Regions from separate parts of the Mus musculus genome. Here region 1 is linked to region 2. A link is a loop called in an ENCODE intact Hi-C map of the cell type or tissue named here. Cell type or tissue: heart. All regions are shown on one strand. Links, peaks and the distances in the headings refer to the core of each region. The heading gives the core; the rest is flanking DNA.

Evidence for each region. A loop is a pair of places that touch in the nucleus more often than their neighbours do. Peaks named below come from ENCODE experiments on the same cell type or tissue, not always from the same donor. Only the 100,000 strongest peaks of a DNase experiment are listed, where the experiment ranks them.
Region 1: a loop joins it to region 2, with 2.0 times the contacts of the local background. A loop is called at or near these places in 5 of 42 quality-filtered maps.

What each region holds. Positions count from the first base shown.
Region 1 is chr7:145,191,769-145,204,022 of GRCm38, reverse strand. It overlaps a transcript of Tpcn2 not described here. Among named protein-coding and RNA genes, the nearest start is that of Smim38, 10 kb to the left of the region's middle. In heart, for the core only: a CTCF peak has its summit at 5,273; DNase peaks (open chromatin) are centred at 5,432, 6,782, 9,052, 9,332 and 2 weaker places; H3K4me3 peaks cover 409 bases; H3K27ac peaks cover 5,689 bases.
Region 2 is chr7:145,109,151-145,121,404 of GRCm38, reverse strand. No RefSeq gene overlaps it. Among named protein-coding and RNA genes, the nearest start is that of Gm46023, 46 kb to the right of the region's middle. In heart, for the core only: a CTCF peak has its summit at 6,530 (motif pointing right); DNase peaks (open chromatin) are centred at 6,534, 8,794, 9,654, 10,604 and 1 weaker place; H3K4me3 peaks cover 1,019 bases; H3K27ac peaks cover 3,986 bases.

The DNA.
Region 1 (12,254 bases), core at 2,004-10,003, 84 kb before region 2:
AAGTTCAAGGTCATCCTCAGCTACTTAGTGAGTTCGGGCTAGCTTGGGCTATATGAGACCTTGTTTCAAAACAAACAAACAAACAAACAAAACCAGACCCTCCACCCCAAACAAAAGTCCCAGCACAAAAGTTTCCAGATGAGACAGATATGCCCTTGTCAAAGACATTCGTGAGACTGCCCCTCTGCTCATGGCTGGCAGTCCTTGACACAGGCACACAGAGGGCAGTGAATGGCTGAAAATGGCAGCAGCAGGTCTGTGAGGGGGTTTTGTTGCGGGATGTATAGTATTCCTCTGAATCCGTATGCTGGAATCTTCATCCCTAGTGTGCTCAGCACCTGAATGTGGAGGCAGGCTCTTGTATGAGATGATGAAGGTAAATGAGGTCACATGGCATGGTCCCTAACCCTGAAGTCACATGACGTGGTCCCTAACCCCGAGAGACTGGTGTCCTCAGAGAAAAAAAGAGACTAGCACATAGCCTGTGTGTGTCCAGAGGGCGAGCATGTGAGGAGGCAGGGATGACATGCTGTCTACTAGCCAAGGAGAGAGGGCTCAGGAGAATCGAGCTGGGACACTTCCACCTTGGTCTCCAGCATGTGAGGTAATAGAGCCTGTAGTGTAAGCCTCTTCTTATCTGAGGTGCTCTGAGCTGACTAACACATAAACCGACAGACAGAATCACCAACACAACAAGGCATCACCGCATGCTCCCAGCCCAGGAGTCTTCACAGCTGTGATGTGGGCTCAGCACAGCACTGGCCTACAGGTGGATTGGGTCTGGGAGTCACAGACAGTCGGAAGAAAGTTCTGGAAATGAAGAGTAGCCTGACCACTATAAAACTGTAGCTATAGACCACTAAAAAACTGTGACCAGTACAAATGTTGATGCATGGTGATTGTGACCTCAAAGGCTGGGTGCCTTAGACTCTGTCACAGCACCTCAGAAATGGCTTCATGTGGGTTCTGCAGGAAAATGGTGGTGTTTGGGGCACATTGAAATAAAATGTTAAAGTCCATTTTTCTGCTTCTTTTAGTGAGTTTCCATGGGATTACTAGAAACATTAGCAGGGCGTGCACAATTTAAGTATTTGTTTACAATGGGCAGTTGCATTTGGAGAATCATCTATGGCAGCTATACCATAGTTGTTTCTATTTTGAATGAGAGAGAGAGAGAGAGAGAGAGAGAGAGAGAGAGAGAGAGAGAGAGAGAGAGAGAGAAGAAGAAGAAGAAGAAGAAGAAGAAGAAGAAGAAGAAGAAGAAGAAGAAGAAGAAGAAGAAGAAGAAGAAGAAGAAGAAGAGGAGGAGAAGTGGAGTAGGGGGCAAGGCACTGCTGATTGGGGTCATCCCATTAAGACAGCCTGCTGGAGCTCCCCACAGAGAGTCACAGCACAGTCCTCAGGTGAGAGACTTCCAGTAAAAGGACAAACAGCAACAGATAGAGACGAGGTCATTGTCTTATTTAGGGTTCTATTGTGAAGAGACACCATGACCAAGGCAACTCAAATAAAGGCAGAAAGTTAGGGCTGGCTGCAGTTTCAGAGGTCTGTCCATTAGCATCATGGCAGGAAGCATGGCAGCATACAGACAGACATGATGCTGGAAAAGGAGCTGAGAGTTCTACATCTTGATCCACAGGCAGCAGAAGGAGACTGTGTGCCATTGCGGGAAGTGGGTGCAGCTGAATGGGCCAAGATGGCGCTCTGGTAATTGAATCACACATTACTGCCTTGCCCAAGCATGCTCAGTATTGAAAAAGCATGTGTGTTCCTCGTGATCCGGACCTGTCAGCCTATCTGTGACCGACCTGAGCTCGTGCCTGGAGCGTGTGTGATTCTGATTGGATGAGGTGGTGTGGAGTGAGATGAGGTCAGTCGGGGCAAGTATAGGAGGGTTGTTGTTGTTGCCCTTGCCGAAGTGGAGAGGTTGTTGTAAGTAAAGCTACAAGAAGGACAGAGGAAGAAGAAGCTGCTGGGAAAGAGAGCTGTAGGGGAAAAAGCCACAAGTAAAGAAGTTGCTGCGTGAATCTGCCTTGGTGTCCGTGTCGTTCTTGTCTGCGGCATGCCATACTTGAGCACATGCCCATAGCTTGGGCATATGAGACCTCAAAGCCCACCCCCCATAGTGACATACTTTCTCCAACAAGGCCACACCTCCTCACAGTGGCCAAGCATTCAAACCACGATCACCAAATTGGACTCTTACATCATCCAGCAGAAATGGACTAGAGAAGTTGAGGCATCAGCCGGAGTTCATGATGGAGCTTTCTCTCCATGGCTGGACTTCTGGCCTCTCCCTTCTCCTGCAGGGCTTTTATATTGCAGGATAAGGATCAGTAACCTCTGCTGGGAATGGTCCTTTGGGTTCTTTGGTGTTTGTGTCCCTCCCTATCACAGAGTTGGGGGAGCAGCCATCTTGAGATCTTGGAGGGCACTTTGAGACAAACATGGGTCTGAAATGGGGGAACTTTTCAATGAGCTTAAACAACTCGTGGCAATTTACTAATATACTGTACACTACAGACCATCACAGTGTGGTGATAGTGGTAGGAGCTGGTGCCCAGTGTGTCATAGGAACACAAAGAGGAGGCTCCTGGGTGACAGTGTGCCTCACGCTGCACATCAGAACACATGGGAGGCAGCCAATGCAGTTTGTGAAGGGGAAGTCATAGCCTTCTAAGCCTATGCTTGCATAAAGAAGGAATGAAGAATCAGGGTCACGGTACCTGGTTGTAATACTAGCACTCAGGAGCACAGGCAGTAGAATTAATGTGAATTTGAGGCCAGTCTGATTTACATAGTGAGTTCCAAGCAGGGCTACATAGTAAGACCCTGCCTCAAAAATAAAAATAAATAATACATTAAAAAATGGTTGAGCTGGGCATAGTAACATATTCCTTTAATTCTAGCACTTGAGAGAATAAGGCAAGCAAATCTCTGTGAGTTCAAGGCTAGCCTAATCTTCATATAGAAGGTCCCTGTCTTAAAAATGATTGAATCAACAATCCAAATACCAGATTTAAAATATTTTAGTTAGGGGTTGTACTGGCTGATTTTGTGTGTCAACTTGACACAAGCTAGAGTTATCACAGAGAAAGGAGCCTCCCTTAAGGAAATGCCTCCATGAGATCCAGCTGTAAGGCATTTTCTCAGTTAGTGATCAAGAGGGGAGGACCCAGTCCACTGTGGGTGGTGCCATCCCTGGGCTGGTTGTCTTGGGTTCTATAAGAAAGCAAGCTGAGCAAGCCAGGGGAAACAAGCCAGTAAGCAGCATTCTTCCATGGCTTTTGCATCCACTCCTGCCTCCAAGTTCCTACCCTGTGTGAGTTCCTGTCCTGACTTCCTTTGGTGATGAACAGCAGTGTGGAAGTGTAAGTTGAATAAACCCTTTCCTCCCCAACTTGCATCTTGGTCATGATGTTTTGTTCAGGAATAGAAACCCTGACTAAGATAGGGGTGGTGCTGTGCACTTTTAATCCTAAAATTTGGGAGACAGAGACAGGTCGCTCTCTATTAGTTTGAGGCCAGCTTGGGCTACATAATGAGGTTCAGGCCAGCAAGGGCTATATAGTGAAAAATCTCTGTCAAAACAAATAATACAAAAAACATTAAAAAAAAACCATTGATTTATGACTGTGTGTTTGTGTGTCTCAGAGGACAACTGTGGGAGTCAGGTCTCTACTTTCATGTGGGTCCTGGGACTTGAACTCAGGTTGTAAAGTTTGGCTGCAAGCACACTTATTTTGAGTCATCTCACTAATCCCAAATTGCTGGCTTTTTAAAGGAGAAAAATAAAGCAGAAAACATGCCACAAAGCAAACCCTCAAATCTTCTGGAGTCAGAGAAAAGGGCAGGAGAGCCAGATTCAGCTCTCTCCTTAACTCATGGCTGCAGCAAAATATGACAAGAGCGACTTAGGAAAAGAAGGGAGGAAGGGAGGAGGGAGGATGGGAAGGAGGGAAGAAGGGAGGGAAGGAGAGGAAAGGGGGAGAGAGAGAGGGAGAGAGGGAGGGAGAGAGGGAAGGAGGGAGGGACGGAGGAAAGAAGGAAGGATTAATTTTCTCCTAGTTGGAGGGTACTTTCCACCAGGGCAGGGAAGGTGTGGCAGCTGCTCAAACTGTGACTGAAGAGAGGAATGTGTAGCCCGCATGAATGTTGGCACTGTCTTCAGCTCCCTTTCTTTTAATAAAGTCCAGGAGCCAGCCATATGGCACATTCCTTTAATCCCAGCACTTGGGAGGCAGAGGCAGTCAACTTTATAGTTGACTGGATGACTTTTCTTGGAAAATGGAATACAAGCAAACAAACATGACTTCAAATGACAATAACAGATTTTAGTTAAACAGACAGACCCATCTAAATAGAGACAAACCATATGCACAGCATCCTAGTCTCCCTTCAGTGATTATAATGGAACACCCAAGGCCGGGGACTTTATGAAGGAAAGAGGTCTATTTTGTGAACAACTACAGAGGTTCCAGAGCACAGCACAGACATCTGCTTGGCTTTAATGACACTGTCATAAAGGATGACTGAAATGTCTGGAGTGTACAAGTGGGGAGATCCCATAGTACGTGGAAGCGGACCAGAGGGCAGGGGTCAGCCTTGTTCTTTGTTAACAATTTCCCTTGGGAACTAACTGGGCTCCTTTGGGAAACTTAATCTCATTGGAGGAGGGACTCCCAATGACCTAATACCTTCTCATTAGGCCACTCCGCTTTTTTTGTTTGTTTGTTTGTTTGTTTTCAAGACAGGGTTTCTCTGTATAACCCTAGCTGTCCTGGAACTCACTTTGTAGACCAGGCTGGCCTCAAACTCAGAAATCCGCCTGCCTCTGCCTCTTGAGTGTTGGGATTAAAGGCATGCGCCACCACGCCTGGCTAGGCCTCTCCTCTTAAAGGTCCCACAATGTGGCAACCTTTTCACACTGGGGACCAAGAACATGAACCTTTAGGGGGCACACTTCAGCTGTCTCAAACTATAGCTAGAGGAGGCAGCATCAAAGACCCTATTTGTTACATTTATTTATTTGTGTGTGTGTGTGTGTGTGTGTGTGTGTGTGTGTGTGTGTGTGTGTGTGTGTGTCAGAGAACAACTTGCTGGAGTTGATTCTCTCCTTCTACTTCATAGGTCCTAGGGATTGAACTCAGGTCTTCAGGCTTGGTGGCAGGTGCCTTTGCCTAATGAACCCTCTTTCTGGCCCAATACTGTATAAGAGTCACACAGAGCAAGGGAAGAAAAGCAGGAGCCTTTGGAGCTGCAGCAGCCACTGTGGGCATACAGGCAGGGGGTGCTGGTTTTCCTCTGTTCTGTTTCAAGTACCACCACCAATGACAGTGTGGACAGTACAGATCTCAGCACTGGTAGGAAGTCACAGCCTGAAATCTCAGCCCAGTTTGGGCCCCAGACTTCAGGCATCTTCCTTGCTTGGCCTCCAGTGCTGGTCCTGGGAATGAGTCACAGGTTCTAAAAATAAAGTGGAGGGAGCTTTGAAACTGTGTGCTTCCTTTTTAAGCCAGCTGTGCTTGCCTAGGGATCCCCCCGACTGCTGGGTGCGGGTGTCAGGAAAGGCTTGGGGGCCTCTGCCTGCCAGCAGCTGATGGGGGCTCTTTCTCCATTAGCAAGCAACAACATGTGCTGGCCCCTGTGCAGACTCAGCCCTGCGCACTGGGAAGCTGGGATAGTCCCTGCCCACAGTGGCTCCATACTGTACCGAATGGAGAACTCCATGTGGGGAAACAGCTACCATATGGGAGGAGAGTCTTGGGCTGTACACAACAGCAGGGTGCCAGGGAAGCACACCCACAGAGGGAGGGAGAGGGAGGACTACAGTTCTGAGAGGCAGATGGGTGAGGGACTGATGCCCCGGGTCAAATATGCAGGGTAAGCAAAGCCTGAAAACCAGAGGACTAGATCAAGAAGTGACCCTCAGCAGGGAATCTTAGATAACTCACCACCACCACCACGACAAAGATCACCTGGGCAGAGTCCTGGCCATCCTGTGGCTTTGACTCTCCAAAGCTGAGGCTCAGAAACACAGCCAACCAGCTTCCCAGGGAATTCATCTGTTTCCCAGAGCTTGGGCATGCTGATCTTAACACTGCATGCATGGAGGAGAGGTGAGAGATATACAATACCAAGGCGGGTTGGATCCAAACTGTGAGGGATTTGATGGTTGCCTAGGAGTTTGAACAGTAGTGCACACGCAGGCAGGAGAGAGCTATCAGGGACTTAGAGGCTGGGGAGCAGGAGACAAGTGCCTTAGGTCTGGATTGAGAATTAGTACTGGGAGCCATGAGGGTGATTGGCTGATGAGGGGGCTGGACTACTGCAGTGGTGTGAGAAAGGGTTAGGGGGTCCGACAGAGTTGCAGGGAGAGTATTTGACTAGGTGTCCCTTAGATTCAGGAGGGAACCCTGAAATAATTACAGGAGACACATGTAGAGTGTAAGAGAATAGAGGGGAGGGAGGGAGGGAGGGAGGAGGAAGAAGAAGATGGAGGAAAGAAGATAAGACGAGGAGGGAGAGGAGCAGGAGAAGAAGGAAGATGGATGGAAGCTAGCTGGCAGGAGGAAGGAGATAAGTAGCTAAATGTGCAGGACCTGTGTGGAGTCAGCTGGCTCCATGGAGGAGGCTGCAGTCTGCAGGGTGGCCTCACAGCCTCCACTTTCCATCTAAAGCCATCTGCCAGGGAAATTGCTTCTGTGGAGCTCTGGATGCTGTTCAGTGCTCCAGCTGATGAGCGAGGCCCACACACATGGGGGAGGACTCTCTACTCAAAGTCTCCAAGTATGAGTATGAATCATATCCCAGAACTCCTGTGGCTCTGGCAGGTTGACACATGAAACTCAGCAGCGTGGGGGCAGCCTTGTTCTTGTCTTTGCAGCACATTTATATGGGCATGGATTTTCCGGGAGGGGCCTGTAGATGCACATCTTGGTTATGATGGAGGGTGGGTGGATCCATGGCCTGTCTCTGCTGCATGATCTCCAAGGTTATTGTGAATCTCAGGGGATTTGAGATCCTCCAGAGACATGGCTCATGCCGAGGTTGTGCTGTGTGTTGTATTTTATTCATTTTGAGATAGGGTCTCACTATGTAGCCCCGTCTGAACTTGTACTTCATGTATAGACTAGGTTAGCCTTGAACTCACAAGACTCTGTTGGCTTCTGCCTCCCAAGTGGTGGAATTAAAGGTGTGTGCCACCAGGCCTGGGCCTTATTTTTACTTTCCTTCCAGTGTGTGCCTGCCTGTGTGTGAGAAGTGCATCCACATGATTTCTGGTGTCTACGGAGCTGGAGTTACAGACAGCGGCAAGCTGCCCCATGTGAGTACTGGGAACTGAACTCTGGTCCTCTGTGAGAGCATCAAGAGTTCCAACCCCTGAGCCATCCCTCCAGCCCTGTGGACCTTTTAGGATGTCTTGCTTTCCTGAGCCCAGTGGCTGCAAAGCAGCCTCACTGTCACTTCCCCCACCAGCAGGGGGTCGCTCTAGAGAATCCGCTTGCCTGGCTGTATTTCCCTTGCTCCTGTGTTCCTGGGCTTGAGGATGCTCGCTTTGCCACATGCTCCTACCAGCCTTCCAAATAGGTTTGACTGAGTAGGGAAAGTCTCAAGACATAAGGGCTTCCCGTCTCTAGACCAGTGGGCTGAGTTGCCATTCATAAGCTGTGACTTACCCCTCAGAGGCCAACCATCTTTAGTTCTGTCTCATGGCGATCTGCCTAGCACTAGACTCTGGATCATCAATGGCAAGGGGTCTGTGGACAGTCACCTTGAGGCTTGGCAGGTCATGGCAAGAGCTAGATACAGACAGGATTTTCACCCCTGAGGACAGTCCCAGAGCAAAAGCTGACAGCTACCTGGATGGGCCAGAACCTTTTGAAAACCACAATGTTCAGGGCAGCATCCCTTTGCTGACTGCCCAATTGTTCTTCAGCAATTGGTCCTTCCCTTGAGCTCAGAGACAGCCCAGAGCTGGCTGCAGTCCTCAATGACTAGTAGGTACCAGGCTGCAGGTGACCTGGCAGTGAAGGTTCTTGTCCTCCTTTTAACACTAGGCCAGTATTTTCAGAGCACTGGGAGGCCAAAAGGACACAGAGGGTTAAAAAAGCTGTGGGGACACAGCAGGGGCCAGCAGGTTTGCACTGTGATCTGAGCCTGGCCTCAGAACTACAGAGAGTTTCTGGTGTTGGCAGGACTTTTCTGGTGAAGTTGGGGTGTGGGGCTCACACCTGAAGAGTGAGCCCCTGATGAGCAGGAACGGGGGATGCTCCCCTCAGGTGGAGGCAGCTGGAAGGGGGAGTGCTCCCTGTGGGCAGGAGCAGCTGGAGGAGGGGGGGTGTTCCAACTAGGCAAAGGCAGCTAGAAGGAGAAGTGTTCCTCATGGGCAGAGGCAGCTGGAGAGAGAAGACCTAGAATGTGGTCAGCATAAAGATCATGACAAGCCAAGCAAGGTCTGGCTGTCCTCAGCTCGTCAGAAGGAGGGCTGAGTCACGCACTGTCACCTGCATCACTAGCTTCCTATTGAGTATGCTGCTACACTCCCAGGGTCTTCTGCAGCTCTGTGCCCAGCTCATCCATCTTGGTATTGTCCACCCCCCTCCCCCATGGGTAGAGCTGGTGCTGCCGTAGCTGCCATGTGAAGAATGGCTACAGTGTGGGCTTGAGTCATGCATTGGAAGGGGTCCCATTCTGCTCTTACTCTTGCCTCGGGTCAGGAGCCAATCCTTCCATGGATGGTCAAAGGCACAGTGCCACTGTTTGCTTTCTAAAAATGATTTTATTTTTAAAGTGTGTGTGCATAGAGGAGAGGGGGATGCCTGTGAGCATAGGTGCCTTAGAGGCTAGAGTGTCAGGCAGCTCAGGCTGGCTTCAAACTCACCATAAAGCCTAAAATGACTTCTCTTGCCTGTGCCTTCAAATGTCAGGATTACAGACACAGAACTACCATACCTGGTGTGTGCTGGGCTGGGAATGGGACCCAGAGCTTCAGCCTTGCTAGACAGTCACTGTGCCAAGCCACACCCCAGCCCCTCCTCCAGATGTTTCTTTTTCCTGAAAAGCCTCTGGTCTCACAGCTGGTTTTCTGTTTGTTGTTTTAGTCTTTGCCTCTGGATGCTTTTTAGAAGCTGCTTTTTAAGGAGGGGCCTTGGCTGTCAGCTCCTGACAGCCTGGCACCTGTCAAATGATTGTGTCAGGAATCATAGAATGTTCAGGATGATTCTGGGGTTTCCTTGGTCTTCTCTCAGTGGGCTGGATCAGAGCTCAGAGGAGGGCCCTCAAGAGCGGTAGAGGGAAGGTCTGGCTGCTGCTTGCCACATTTCTGGCAAGGTCCCTGGCCCTCTGCCATCATTCTCCAGTACAGAAGCCTTCTGTGATGCCTTTCCTACATACCCTCCCCCACTTCCTAGTTCCTACCATGTGAGCCACTGAGGTGTTGGTGTTGGTGTTTGCATGGTCTCCTTGCCCTCTTCCCACCCTATCTGCAGAGGGTGGGCATCACAGTCGCCCTTCCATCACCTTGCCTGAGGTCGCAAAGGAGGACCATGAGTCATTGTCACTCCTTCCATCCTTCCTTCAATCCGTCTGTCTGTCCGTCTGTCTGACCACAAGCCTATCTTGCCTTTCCCCAGTTCTTGCTACCAGCTTGTTTCACCACTGCCATGCCCCCCACCTCCCACTCCACCCCCATGACCCACTCCCCCACCCAAACCCTGCCAGCAGTATTATCACAGCAGAAGCATTAGCTGTGAGTTTGTCCTGATACTACCCCTGTGAGACAGAAAGGTTAAAGCTCATGTGAGAAGGCAACATCACCTACCAGCTGGAGCCGTGGACAGAGCTCAGCTGCAACCTCTTCCGGGCTCAGCCTCCTGTTCTAGCCCTGTGGGTTCTCTCAGCTACTCCCTGCACTCCCCTCTGCAGTGGTCTCCTCCTACCCTCCCACGTTGCCTGTCCTTTACTGTCTAGTAGTCAGCGTTGATCACAGGATCTTTTTCCAAGGAGCTAGGAGTGAGTTGGTCAGGCTGACTAGGGTAAGTGACCCTCTATAGGCTCCACAGCCCTGAGCCAAGTCCCATTCTGTTGTGACATTGCTTGCCTGAGCTTTGAACTATAAACTACCTGTGAATCACTGAGAGTTCTTACTAATAGTTAGAATCCACGACATGCCTAGATACCTGTTGAAAAGAGGAGGGAGGGGGAGGGAAGGAGAAGAGGGAAGGAGGGAGGGGAAAGGAAGGAAGGACGGAAGGAGGGACGGAAGGAGGGAAGGAAGGAAGGAAGGAAGGAAGGAAGGAAGGAAGGAAGGAAGGAAGGAAGGAAGGAAGGAAGGGCTGGGGAGGTGGCCCAGCTGTAAAAGTGCTGCATGAGGACCGGTGCTGGATCTCCAACCTTCATGTAAAAAGCTCTCTCAGTGCTAGGGAGGAGAGACAGGTGGATTCCTGGGACTCAATGGCAAGGCAGCCTCTCCAAATCAGTGAGCCTCAAGGTCAATAAACTCCTCAATAGATAAGGCAGAGGGCCTTCGAGATGCTCAGCAGGTAAAGGGGCTTGCCAACCAAGCCTAATGACCTGAGTTCCTTACCCAGGAGCCACAGTAGGAGGAAAGAAGTGACTCCCAAAAGTTGTCTTCTGACCCCCACTCCCATCTCTCTCTCTCTCTCTCTCTCTCTCTCTCTCTCTCTCTCTCTCACACACACACACACACACACACACACACACACACACACACACCAGTAATAAAGACAATACACGTAAGGAAAAATAGGAGGTGACTGAAGACAGATGATGTCCTCTAGCCTCCACAGGCACCTGTGCACACCAGCACACGCATGCTGTCTGCACATGTGTAGGCATACACGAAAGAAGCAAAAAAGGAGGGAAAGGGGAAGGGAAAGGAAAGAGGGGTGGAGGACAGCCGACCAGGGGGAGGTGCTGCAGCCCAGGAGCAGAGGCACATCCCTGCTGCCACCTGTGCAGCTAGACATCTGAGCCCGTGGGAGCCATGCCTGGCATGCCGGGCGCAAACAGAGCTGCCCTCTTTGGCTGTAACTCCTTATTCCAACTCCAGCCTTTCCCTCCAGTGGAAACCCAAGACTAGCTGAGACAAGAGGTGGCAGATGTCTATGAAAGGGATGTCTGCCTTGGCAGATAAGAGCTTATAGACAATGGGCCTGCCTCTGTGGGAACTCTCTCCTACCAGGCAGAGCAGGACCTAGCCTGACCCTCACTCTGGCTCTGCTACTAGGTGCCATGTTGATGGGTGGCATTTCTGTGGGCTGAGGACCACCAGTAGCAGCCCACTTTCTGTTGACCCCAGCACAGGGCCGACCTTGCACGGCTGTATGCTAGTCCCCAGAGTGAGACAGAGACATTGAGGTGACAAGGTAGCATCACTTGTACCTTCCTCATGTCTCCTGGTGACAGCAGCTCTAGGCCTGGCTGTAGTCATGCTTTGAGCATATGTTCATAGGAAGAGAGGCGAGCACTGAAGAGTATGTATCCCTGAGGTACCTGGGGCACCATGCTACACCCGCATGCACTCCACTCCTTAGAAACAGACTCTATGAGGTGCCATGTGTGTGAGGAGCCATGTGCTCTGCCAGACCATCGAAAATACCAAGCTTCTGGTGAGGGTGGCCTGTCTTACACCAAGGGTTGCTGAGTCCTCCTTACTTCAGTTAATGTCTGAGGACACTAGGGTCCCTGGCTAGGCTCCAGGACACCTGGTGTCTAGGATCTAGCTTCCCCCCTTTATGTTTTGACCCCCAGAAGCTGGAAGCTCAGATGTCAGAGACCAGCAGTCTCTGACTTGCTGTCTTTCCCAGGAGCCCTAGTGCTGCTCTGCAGGTTCCCACAAGGTCTTGGCCCCAGATGGGAGGGAGAGGAAGTTCCTCACCAGTAAAGAGGGCTTCTTGGCTGTTCTCTCTAGATAGTGCTGCCCATACTAGGGACAGACCTTCTCCACACAACCACTAGTTCATATGCCAGCCTCCCCAGAGTCATCCTCAGGGACAAACCAGAAGCCACATTGAGTTACTAGCTCCCATGGTGCACCTCTGTCCAGTCAAGCTGACCCTAGTGGGATGAGGAGGGGAGGTCTGCTTAGGGGATGATGTCTCCACCATGGCCAAGTTTGAACCTCGGCTGAGATTGTGGCTGGGTCAGCATAGGAGGTCCATTCACATCCCTACTCTAGAGTCTCCTTGCATTTAGAGGAGACGATAGAGTCCCTGAGACCTGTTGGAAGC
Region 2 (12,254 bases), core at 2,914-10,913:
AGTCATCTGCAGCCAATCTTTCTGCTGCAGTGCCCCCTGTGCCCACCACCTCATCTGGAGTCTGCAGCTGCCTTGTGCCCGGACACACAAGCTTACACATACACACATACTCATGCCCAACCCATATTCACAAGGCTGGGCAGCCTCAGGCAGGTGCCTTGTGGTCTCTGAGCCTTGTTTCCTCTCTATACAAGGAAGAAGTCAGCTTTTCCCCAGAGTTGCCCTAGGCTTCAATGGTGCTTAGAAAGGTTAGAGAATATAAGAGAGCCAGGCTTTCTCTGGCTTTAAGCACTTCTCTGCCTGACCCATGCTTCACCTCAGCTGCCTCTTAATGGGGGACCAGATATCATTTCAGTGGCAGGCATGGGATATTTAAGTGACACCTGAGGTTGAGATAAGGCCTTGGGCTGTACGTTCCATAGGAAGTAATTTCCCCACTGTGCATAAGACCTGAAGCTAAGATCTCAGCATTGGAATGCAGGAAGGTGAGCGCAGGAGAGCTGGTCTCACTCCCCTTGCACGAGGTATAGCTTCAGACATGTTCTGATGACCTCTGTGGTAGTTAATGCCAAGATCCTAGCTGTCTTCAAAGAGGGGCCACATTGCGCCTACTGGGCATCTGTGTGACTTTCAGGGAACCCACCAGGGTGACAACATTGGTCATGGGCCATAGAGAAGACTGTCTTGGTTACCCCTTTGGCCTGTCACTGGCAATTCAGGTGGTCTTGGTCTTGGAGATGTTTCTGGATATCACTGTGCCTCGGTTACCCCACTTATAAAATGTGGATAACCATGCTCCTTACAACTTTCTGGGACTCAGCATCCCATCCTTTGGGAGTCAGAAAGCCCTCAGGCGAGCAGTTGGCAGAGTCCCTTCTTATAGTCCCTGCTGGGTCTTGTGCATTTGCTCAGTGTGCACCTCAGGAGTGATATGGGGGTCATGGTGTGTGCTCACCTCTCCTGGTCATCTCATCAGTAGCTGCTATGGCAGGTGTTCGTCAGCTAAGCTTCACTAGGGTCTGACCAGCATGTACAAAGCTGGTCTGAGGCTGGCCTCTTTCATACCATTGTCATAGCCTGAATGAGGGAGCCTGAGGCAGGAGCTTCCTACAAGATTCATCAGCTGGACAAAAAAAAAAAAAAAAAGCCAGTCACAGGGCAGCCATGAGCACACCTGCAGAAGGACTAGAAACTATCTCAGTTAGGGTAGGGGTGTGACCAACTGAGTATGTGGTATCTGAGGAACATGGGTATGGAGCTGTGTGGACCACATGTAACTTTCATCACAGGCAGCTAGCCAGCCACTCCACTGAACTCCATGCCCCTGCCCCAGTCCTCTGTAGCCCTAGATGTCTGGTTTACTGATAGCCTGCCATGTGCCCTGGGGGTCTTGGTTTTTCCACCCCATCTCCACACTTCGAGCTTTTGTGTTCTCCCACCCCCTACCCCCAGAAAATGGTCACTGTGGATCCAGGTACCCAACCCAGAGTCTCACTATGAACCTCTCTTAGCCTTAAGGCCAGTCCTTCCAGCTCAGAGCCTTTCAAATTCATCCCACCACGCATCTTAGTGAGATCACCATAACCCTTTCTTGGAAGTCTCCATGTTTTCTTGGCCTTGAACTTCACTGCTATGGTCCACTCACTACACAGTCTTTAGAACCCTGGAATCCAGCCCAGACCCACTAACTCTACACACAGCTTGCTTTGGCTCTTATAAGCCTCACCATGTTAGTTCTAGCATCTCTAATAAGTCCCAGGGCCTTTGCACCTTCAGCTCCCCCTGACTGGTACTTTCTTCGTTTACTGATGTCAGCTTCTTCTTATCTAGGTCTTTCCCTGAGTCTCCTCTTCAGGTACCTTCCTCAATATTATACCCAAGTGGGTCTCTGTCACATTCCCTCCATTGGGTTATCTCTCCCTCTTGTCACACTTTCATTAGTGGCTTATTTCTTTAACTGCTCAAAATCTGCTTCTTCCACGGGAAGAAATTGCAGGAAGGAGTTCTGGTATTGCTGTGTCCTTTGTGTCAGCAGGTCCTACAACAATATGGAGTGGATACTGGATGGATGAATGGATGGATGGATGGATGGATGGATGGATGGATGGATGGGACAATGGGTAGATGGATGGATGGATGGATGGATGGATGGATGGATGGATGGATGGGTGGGTTAATGAGTAGATGGATAGATGGGTGGATGGATAGGTGGGTAGATAAATGGATGGATGGATAGATGCATGGATGGATGGATGTATACATAGGAAATGATTAGGTAGATGACAGATGGATGTGATGATTCTGGGTTGGAGGAAGCAAGGGACTCTTCAGCTAGACCTCAGACATTATCTCTCAGTGCCCACAGCCTGCTGGTGGCCACCATGACCTGAAGCTACCTTTCTTCACTCAGGATCCTGCCAATCTGCCTGTCTGGGCCTGTACAAAGAACTGTGATCCTCAGATCTTGACTTTTCTTATGCCCCACTGTATTGGGGTCACAAATTAGCCTCATCCTTGTCTGTGAGCACCAAGGGTAGGCAGGGCCCACCACTCACCTTAGTGTTGGGCCTGCTGCCCTGGCATTCCAGCCACGATCACATTCTGCCTGCAGAGCCAGGTGAGCACCAACCCTTGGCAGGAACCCAACATCTTCCGTGTGCACTCTTCTCTAAAGAGGGACCTCCAGGGATTGAGGTTCCCACAGCATAGACTGCTCCAGGCTTGCTGCTTGTTGGCCTTGGCTCTGCTCCAGGAGACCCCACTCTTAAGATCCCCTTGGAGGGAGCCACAGGGGTCAGCAGGCAGGATATGGGTGTTTTAGGGTCAGTGGACAGGTGTTCTGAAAGGGTCTGCCTCACCCGTGGTCAGTCAAGACTGTGTCAAGGGTGACCAAGTCTAATTAAAGGGAACATTAGGCAGGATCCTCTAAGCATGACTGTTCCCTCGAGTCCCCTCAGCTACCCACGAATTCCACAGAGGAAGGAGAAGAGATTGGGGGACTACAGGCTGGAAAAGTCTGGCCTCTACCTCCAATCACCACTCTGTGTGTATCTACTTTATCTCAACTGTAAGTTAAAGATTCTGGGAAATTTCTCCATCCCCTGATTCCTCAAGTATTTAATGGGAATGTTACCCCTCTAATCCCGGGTACTGGGGAGGTAGGGAGAAAAGCAAGCTTCCAAAATGGCTGCAAGAAATGAGGTGGTGCCTTGAGTGTGAGCAGGACTGGGGCAGCTTTGCAGTGAGCAGGCACCATCCTAGATTCAAAGAGGGAGGATCAAATAGGACACAGTCGGTTCCCTTCATGCTTCTCTCCTCTCTGGACCATAGATGCTGCATGCAGCCCTCTTCTACCCTTGTGTGTGCATACATGTGTATGAACAAGCATGGCGCATGCATGTGACTGCATGTGTGTGCACAGGTGTCCATGTGGTGTGTGCGTGTATGGGTGCTCATGCATGTGTAAATAGATGGTGCTACAGGTGCATTTTGTCACAAGTCTGCAAGTCCCCCTCTCTGAGTGGTTCGTATCGCATATATTACCAATGCTCAGTAGTAGCCTGATCAAGGATTCACATGTGCAGAATTGGGCAGCCATGACACTCGTTCTGCATGAGCTGGTCCATGCTCTGAAACTGAGATTGAAGTGACACTCAAGGGGAAAATGATGAAGGACTGGAGTAGCTTGTGATATGTGATACGCCTTGAGATTTAGAAAAGAAACCACATGGTCCTGTCTCATGGCTCAGGGTCACCTGATAGCTTGGAACTTGTGAGATCTCAAGAGAGGCCTGGGAGTCTAGCTCATCCTGCCCTTTGCACTCTCTTGGCTCCAAGTCTGCAAAACATCCCCAGAATGCTGGGTAGTCAACCACTCCAGAAGAGACCCCCACTGGGCCAGGAGTCAAGTGTTGAGAGGTCCATGCAGGTGTCAAGGCAGGCAGGGAAAGGAACCACAAAGAAAGTACAAACTTGATTAAGGGAGACATAGTCTGCCAGGCTGAATCAAGCTTTGGGAGAGTCGGATGCATGGTAGTTTATTGGCACTATATTTAGAAGCAATAGAATTTGGGGGAAAGTTTCTGGGCAGCCACCATTCCTATCCCAGGGTACAACAAATCTTCAGGTGTGGTGACGTAGACACTTCTTTGCAAAGTGCATGTGACCTAGAAGCTGGGCTCTGTAGTGAAAGTGCTTAGGAACCAGTGTGGTCTCTGAGAGAGCACGGAGGTCAGCAGACTATGAAGCCCATGCCTCAGAATGAGGAGGTCACTAGGAGCCTGCCAGGAGTCAGCCAGCATTACAGCTGTCTTTCACAGAGTGTATGGGAATGGGTCTGACACCACCCAGGTGTGTGTGTGTTTGCATGCACACACTCATGTGTACAGATACCCCCTTCTACAGATCCATGTGATGATGTCAGTCCCTCCTGAATAGTATTTCTTCCTTAAATTGTGTGAGTGCTGTCTAATCTACTCTCATCATGGACAATCACTCCGTGGCATTCACCATGGCTGGGGATTTGCATGCTAGAGGGTGTGTGTGGATCAAAGGTGAGATCTGGGGCTGTCTCAGCAGAATTCTGCCCACCAGTGTGTACTGAAATTTGATTTTGCTTCCCATTTCCACAGAGTCACAGGTGATCAGACTGACTAGGGTGGGACCAACACGGTTCTGCTTTCCCATGGTTGATAATCTTGAGGATACAGGCTGACTATGCTACTGCTGGTGGTGGTAGTGATGTCAGTAATGTTGATGGTGGTGGTGGTGGTGGTGGTGGTGGTGGTGGTGGTGGTGGTGGTGGTGATGCTGATGCTACTGATGATGATAGTGATTGTGATGATGATAGTCATGGTGGTGATATTGATAAAGGTGATGTGATGATGATGATGGTGGTGGTGGTGGTGGTGGTGGTCATGATCGTGATAATGGTAGTAGCAGCTGCAGCTCCTACAGCTGTCAGCTGCGATCGTAAGGTAGTGATTGGCATTCTACAGTGCCTTGTCCCATAAATAACACAGACTGCTAGCTAGTGCATCTGGGTGACTAAATGAGATCATTCAAGTAAAGGTTTGTGCAGAGCCCAGCCATTTATGACCCAGGTAACTCTCTGTGAAGATTCCTTACATCACACCACCTTGTTCTGATTTAGAACAGGCATCTATCCACACAGAGGCATGTTTATGTGCTCACCCACATCTGAAGTCACCTCAGGTGCCATCCAGAGCCCAAGCATAGCAGAGAGAGGCCTGAATGCAGGTGGGTTCCTGGGGCACACACCATAGGTCTGTTGCACCTCGGTAGGCTGCTCAGCGGGCCCAGGACTCACCCTGAAGATCAGAGAGGTGGTGTGGAGAGCTGTAGAGGGATTTCTTGTCCCTCCTCAGTCCCTGGGAGAACCCACACCCGGGCCCTGTACTTTACATCTTTGACTTATTTTGCAATGTAAGAACATTCGAGAGCAACAGTCAAATCTGTGTGGGTAACAGGCATAACACTGAGGACCAGCAAGAAACAACCCCAAGGGGCCAAGAATGCAGGCAGGTCTGAGGTGTGAGGTGTGAGGTGTGAGCAAGGCTTTGAGAGAGCGGTACAGAGTGGAGTCAGTGCTGCTCTGATGGCGCAGCCAGTTGCCCTCTAGGTTTAGCCGCTATCTTGTAAGGTGACTTAAACCTCTCTTGGCCTCACTTTCCTTCTTGAGGTAAGAGTAGACAGAATTAATTCTGTCACTATAGGTGCATGTTCAGACCAAGTTGTTTCCACCATTATAACCATCATCATCATAACTACCACTATCAGCATCTCCATCATCTCTGTCATTATCACCATATTGTCATCAGCATTACCATTATCACTACCATCACCACAATCATCACCATCACCACCATCATTATCTTCACCATCACTAGCAACACCATCACCACCATCATTATCTTCACCATCACTAGCAACAGCATCACCAATATCACTATCACCACTATCACCATAACCATCACCATAACCATCACCATTACGATCGTCACTATCATCAGCATCCTAACCACCATCACCATCATCAGCATAGCAGTCACCTCTATCACTATAACCACACTCTCCACCACCATCATCACCACCACCCCCACTCCTCAACTGGTTAATAGTTAGTCTAGCACACACTTTGAGTATAGAAGACAGAAGAGAGAATTGTTAAGTGACAAATTCAGATTTCTATGTCCTTCCCTCCCAGTAGGACTCATTTGGGCTGTTGGGGGTCACAGAGGCAGACATCAGCACAAAGACATGAAGTTGGCTAATCAAAGTGTGCTTGAGTCTCAGGAGACATGCCGGACTCTGGGATTGTGCAGTAGACGCAGGTGGGATGAGGCACCATCCCACAGAGAGAAGAGCTATGGGAGGCAAGCCTGCCGAGTTCTCAGACCAGCATCTCCCTCTGGCTAGGTGACCTCTTCTCTCTCAGCCTCTGCTCCCATCTCTAAAATGGGGACACACTGAGACATCAGGCTCTGCCCTTAACAAGCCTCTTGGGCCTTCCCTGAGCAACCAGTAGGTGGAGCTGATGGGCAAGTAGGAAGGAAAGGGGGGTCCTGTAGTAGGAAGAATTCTGGGAGCAGTCTAGTAGGGTCTGGGAGGCCTAACAATACTTCCTGAGGACACAGGAGCCACATTACCTCTCTGGGTAAGGGTACCAAAGCAGCCATCCACAGGCATTCCCAGTGTTCCCTGTAAGGAGTCACACCCTTCCTGTGGCAGCCAGACACTGGGTAGGTTCTGGATGTCCATCTCTCTACCTCCATTTTGGATTGGTCCCTGAGCCTCATTATCCTCCCTTCCCACTGTTTCTGCCCAGATGACCAGCTCATGGGAAACTCATCTCCTATCCTAAAAACCCAGCAACAGAGGACATTTCTGGAGGGGGGAAGTGAGACATTGTCTCTGCCATATCCAGGGTTCCCAGCCCTGGGGGCAAAGCCAGGCCCTAATGAGGCCCGTGAGGCCTATAGTCCCTGCAGAGCATTGGCTGGTTCAGGGCTACAGTGCCACCTCTGGTTGCAGACAGTGTCAGCCGCAGAGCTCTTGATGGGCTCTTGCACATGCTTTCTGCTCTCCTTTCTTCCCTGGGGTTTCCTTGGGATCTGACCTTTGTCTGTTGATCTGGCCACCACAATGTTCTGAGCAGCTGGGGGTGTAGGGCTGCCTGAGCCCTGCCCTGTTCCCTCTTTTAGCAACAGGCAGAGCACATTAAAAGTATTTGCCAAGCCCTCGTTGGATTGGGGATGCCCGGGATAAGATTGGAATGGGGATGGCAGATTGCTGATTGAGGCCACAGTGGGACTCATGGAGATTTCTGTCTCCATGGCTGTCCAGAAGGTGAACAAGAGGCTGGGGTGGAGGACCCCCTCATCATCCCGCCGCTTTGCCTGCAGCTTCTATGCCACCCAGCTCCCATATTGCCGTGCACACCCATATGAGACCTGAGGGCCGCAGCTCTTCACCATCTGTGATGGGAACAGTTGTAGCCCCGCAGGCTGTATGGGCAGCCCTAAAGTAGGTTCCCTCACTGGCTAAGGTTGTTTTAAAGCCAGAAGGTGCAGTGTGAGTGAATGACTGACTGACTGACTGAGTGAGTGAATGGATGAATGGCCCCTCACCTCTAGGGTTCTAAGGTCACTGGGAGTTATTGCTCATAAATGGAACCTCTGTGACCTGAGTTCTCCCAGCTCTCCTGATACACCTGACTGTGACTTCTGCCTGGCTTAACCCCAGAGGAAGGGTTGCAGAAAGGAGCCCTTTCTACCAAGAACTGCATTAAATCACGAATGCTCGCCCACCAGGAAGTCCTTCCCACCCATGGTTTCTTCTTCCTGAAGCCCCACAACCCACCCCATACAAAAGTGAGGGCTTTGCAGAGAGCAGATAACCAAACAGGGTCTCTCTCCTTCACACTTGACTGCTCTTAACCTTATATCTCTATAGCCTGGCCCCATGGGTGCTGTACCTGCAGCCGGCCAGCTCACACCAGGTAGAGTACAGGCAGTCACCAACAGCTGAGCTGTGTGCCTCTTGGCTGTGGTACGGTGTCAGGGTGGCTTGCCTAGCTCAAACTATCTCTGCCTTCATCGGTTACCATCTGGAGCCTAAGGCAGGGTGCCCCAGGCAGACACCTTCCCAGAGTCTTTATTTCCCTCACATCCCCATGTCAGTGCTATGGACAGAGCTACTGTTGGGTGTGTGCCTGTGTTCCTCCCACTAGTCTGGGAAGCCCTTGAGCACTGCCACCAGTTAGTGTGAAAGCCAGCGGTCACACAGTAACAGCAACAGGTGACAGCTGTCTCAGATGGAGGAGAGGGAGAAGATGGACTGAGCTCCATGCAGAGAGGTGCCCTGGGGGACTGCACGTGGTCTGGGAGTGAAGCTCTGGGGTGCAGCTTCTGTGCACCTCAGGCGAGCCTGGGGAAGAGAAGATGGAGAGCTGTGGAGAAAGTGTCAGAGCTGGGCAGAGGCTGCATGCCACCCGTGACTGTGGAACCTGCAAGTACTTGATAAGGACTAGCCATTGTCATGGGCACATGACCCAGCTATGACTACCTCTGACCCCCACAGTCCCAGCCTCATGAGATTCATGGGCCCTGTGGAGTGCTAGCACTTGCAGCTGGAAGCCAGACCAGACTGGGCCACTGCATTCCTAGCTTCTGTCAGGGTTTCTTTTCAAGATCCATGTCCTCACTGATAACTTCCTGTGTAGCTCATGCACAGCCTTGCCTCACCCTCAGGATGATACTGAGTTCTCCACCAACCTTGGCTCCTTCCCCTTTCTGTCTTTAACTGACAGTTTTTCCCTTGGCATCTACTATATATAGGCATGAGCCAGGTGCTAGCAATGTTCCAGATCTGGGCCCTCCCAGAACTTTCTCAGCTGGTCACAAGCTCAGCAGTCTCTAGTTCTGTGCTGGCCTTTGGTAGTGTTCCCTGAAGAACTGCAGAATTGGGGCTCTGAGGCAGAAGCTGGCTAGGGGAAAGAGTGCTGCAATCCATTAGTAATGTCTGTCATGTGCACAGGAAGGCAAGTATGGCTCCTGCTCTCTGAAGAATCATCATCACCTAGCCAGGCCTATAACATGCTTTTGACACTGCTGGATGCTATGCAGGGATGCATGGCTGTCCTGACCATGAGAAAATAGAATCTAGGGCCTTAGCTATTCACAGCCTGGTTTTCTATGATATCACACTATAAAACCCTGTCCCCTCTTTGCTTTGGCTGCTGGGAAGCTCAGAATGAAGTTTCATACTTGTTATTAGACAGCACAGTAGCCCAGGACACGAATCCTTCTGTCATCTGCCCCTGTGGGCTCTTTATCCTCAGGCTCTGCATCCCGTGGAGCAAGCCGGACACAAGTTATCAACTATAAATAAAACCAAGGCTTCCGTCCTGGCTTGCACTTGAGTTTCCTGGTGCATTTTTTTAAGTCCCTAGTCAACAGAGTTGGGGGGGGGGAGAACCTCCTAACGGAAGATGACATCACCATCAGCTGGCCTGAGGAACAGGCCCCAGCCCTGCAGGCGCGGGTGGACCCTGAATGCCCCCATTGTGAGGGGTAACTTCATCACACAAGTTCCAACGTGGTGGAGTCTCAAACGGGGTTCTGTGGTTTCTGCCCCTCTCAGGGGCGCACACACAGGCAGCTGCGGTTGCTCGGCTTCCTTTCGCGCTGCAGTCCTGGCCACTGGCCAGTGCAAGTGACCACCCCTTCCACCCTGAGTCACCATCATTCTCAACTCTGATTCAAGTTCCTTTAAAGGGACAGCAGGGCCAGGAGAGGGAAGCTGTTCAGGGGAAGAGGTGCTGGGGAGGGGGACAGAGACAAGAGGAAGCCTGCGGGTGCTCTGGCAGACGCCTGGGTGGAGGGGGTTTCCTGCCTCCCCCAAGCAAGTGGAGCCTGTGACTTCCCCAAAGTCTATAAAGCACGCAGCAGTTTTCCTCTCTGCCCTGACAATCCGGGGGCTCACAAGGCAGGCTCGGGCTTGATGGGCCTCCCCAATGTGTGTCCTGCCTGATCCAAGTCCTTGTTGTGGGCTTGCTGAACTTTCTTTTAGCCATCTGCAACTCTTCTGCTGCCTGCCCTCTGCTCCACTCGAAGTCCTGTCTCCTCCTAGGAGGTTCAGCGTTGCGTTCTGCCTGAAAAGCCTGGCTGGCCCTGCAACCCAAGCCAACAGCAACCCAAGACCCTGCTTCTGTTGCCTCCCACAATGCGGGTGGGGGGGATCCTACTGGCCAGGCCACAGCTCTTACCTGGTTTATTGCAGTTATTTACTAACTGCTTACCTATCGGTGCTTGGCCGCAAGGACGCCTAGCCACCCTGCCAAGTGTCCCAGACAGAGATGGGGAGTAGGCAGCTCTTCCCTGTGCACATGGGGCTGGAGGGGATCACAGGAGCAATGCAATGAACAGGTCATATTTGCAAGCCACTGCTGGAGCCCTGGCTCTGGAAACTAAAGAATGTCCTTTTCCTTTTTTCCCCCTTGTCTGTGACTCACACTTTCGTTTTGAAGTTCCCTCTGCCGTCTTTCCCCTGAGGTTATACAGTGGTCAAGGCAGAGCAGCAGGGCGTGGCCAGCGGCAGGAAGCTCAGCTTAAGTTTCATTCACAAAAATCCCCAAGGCCACAGGGGCTGGGGAGAAGGCTCTCAGTGGGCTAAGTGCTGGCCTTGCAAGGTGAGGGCTTTTGTTCAGACTCCCAGCAGTGGGTAGTGGCAGGCCTTGAGGGATAGAGATAGGCAGACCCTGGAGCTTGCTGGGCAACTGGTCTAGCCATTCAGTGAGCTGGGGGCCAAGGGTAGAGGGGTGAAGGCAGAAGGGTCCCTGGAGCATGCTGACTAACAGTCTGTCAGCCAAGTCAGTGAAAGATCCTGTCTGGAAAAATAAGGTGTCACACAAAAGAAAAGACACCTGACAGTGACCTCTGACTTCACACACTGATGTGCATGCATGTACATCCGACAGAGATAGACAGACAGAGAAACACACCTCCCCCTAAAATGCACAGATGCCCATCCATACACACACATCCATATACACATACTGGTCCCATGTCCTGCTGAGGTTCCGTAGGCCCCAGCCCTGTTCCTAGTAGCTGGAAGCTTGAAACAATCAGGAGTGATGGAAGGATCCTGGGGCAAAAGGGACCCAATCTTGTGCTTCTAGTAGGCCAGAGGCAATTTCAGTCTCTTCCTTCCACCTCTGCCTCACATGTTGTCTCAGGGCTGGGCTTGGGGCTGCTGTGGCTCCCACACAGAGCCGGGAGACTGAGTTGGAATGGCCATCCTCCTGCTCTATTTCCTTCTAGCAGTATTTGTAAGAAAACCCCAGAGCCCTGCCAGCCTTGGCTAACCCTCCTGATAGGGGCAATCCAGGATGGCCCCAGAGCCCCAAGACCCCAGGGCCTTGGAAGGGTGGTCTATCTTTCTGCTGATCCCCTGGCAGACAGGAACGCCTGATTCCTAGTCCAGGGAGCCCCTGGAAGCCAGTCCTGAAACAAGGGAAGTCTGCACCACCATCTACTTACTACAGGCCAAAGCCAGGCACCTATGCTCATCTGAGCCCTGGCTCCTCCTGCACCGGTCCAGCTCTAGCCCACCTCTCCCTACTAGCTCCCAACAGTCCCTCGTCCCATCTCCTAGATGGCCTCAGGGCTTCAGTACTCCTGGCTTTCACATGCATTTGAGCCTTTACATGTGCCAGTACCTTCTACCTGGCCTCCCCTGCCCCCTTCTTCCTTGGCCGTCATCTCCTCACATCACACCACACACCCCCTCCCCACCTCCGGCAACTCCCCTCACATGCTCATACCTCCATGGGGCTTTCCTTACCACCAGCTTAGGCCTCTCCTGATTGAGATGGCTTTTCTGTTTTCCTGTCCTTTGATGAATGGCCCAGATGCTAGAATCAGAAGCTCTGGGGTGGAGCCTTAACACAGTCATGGTGGTCCAAGAATCAGCATGAAGCTGTGATGAGTTAACACTCATTATGGTAGTGACACCCAGGGCCCCTGAGACAGCAGAGAGGCCACTCCTGGGAGGAGAAACTGGACTGAAGTTCCCCTCCATTTGTTCTTCCATTTGTCCTCCTACCCCTCCAGACTCTGGGCCAGAGAAAAGGAGATCACATGACCTGGGGCCATCCTGGATTGCCCCTATCAGGAGGGTTAGCCAAGGCTGGCAGGGCTCTGGGGTTTTCTTACAAATACTGCTAGAAGGAA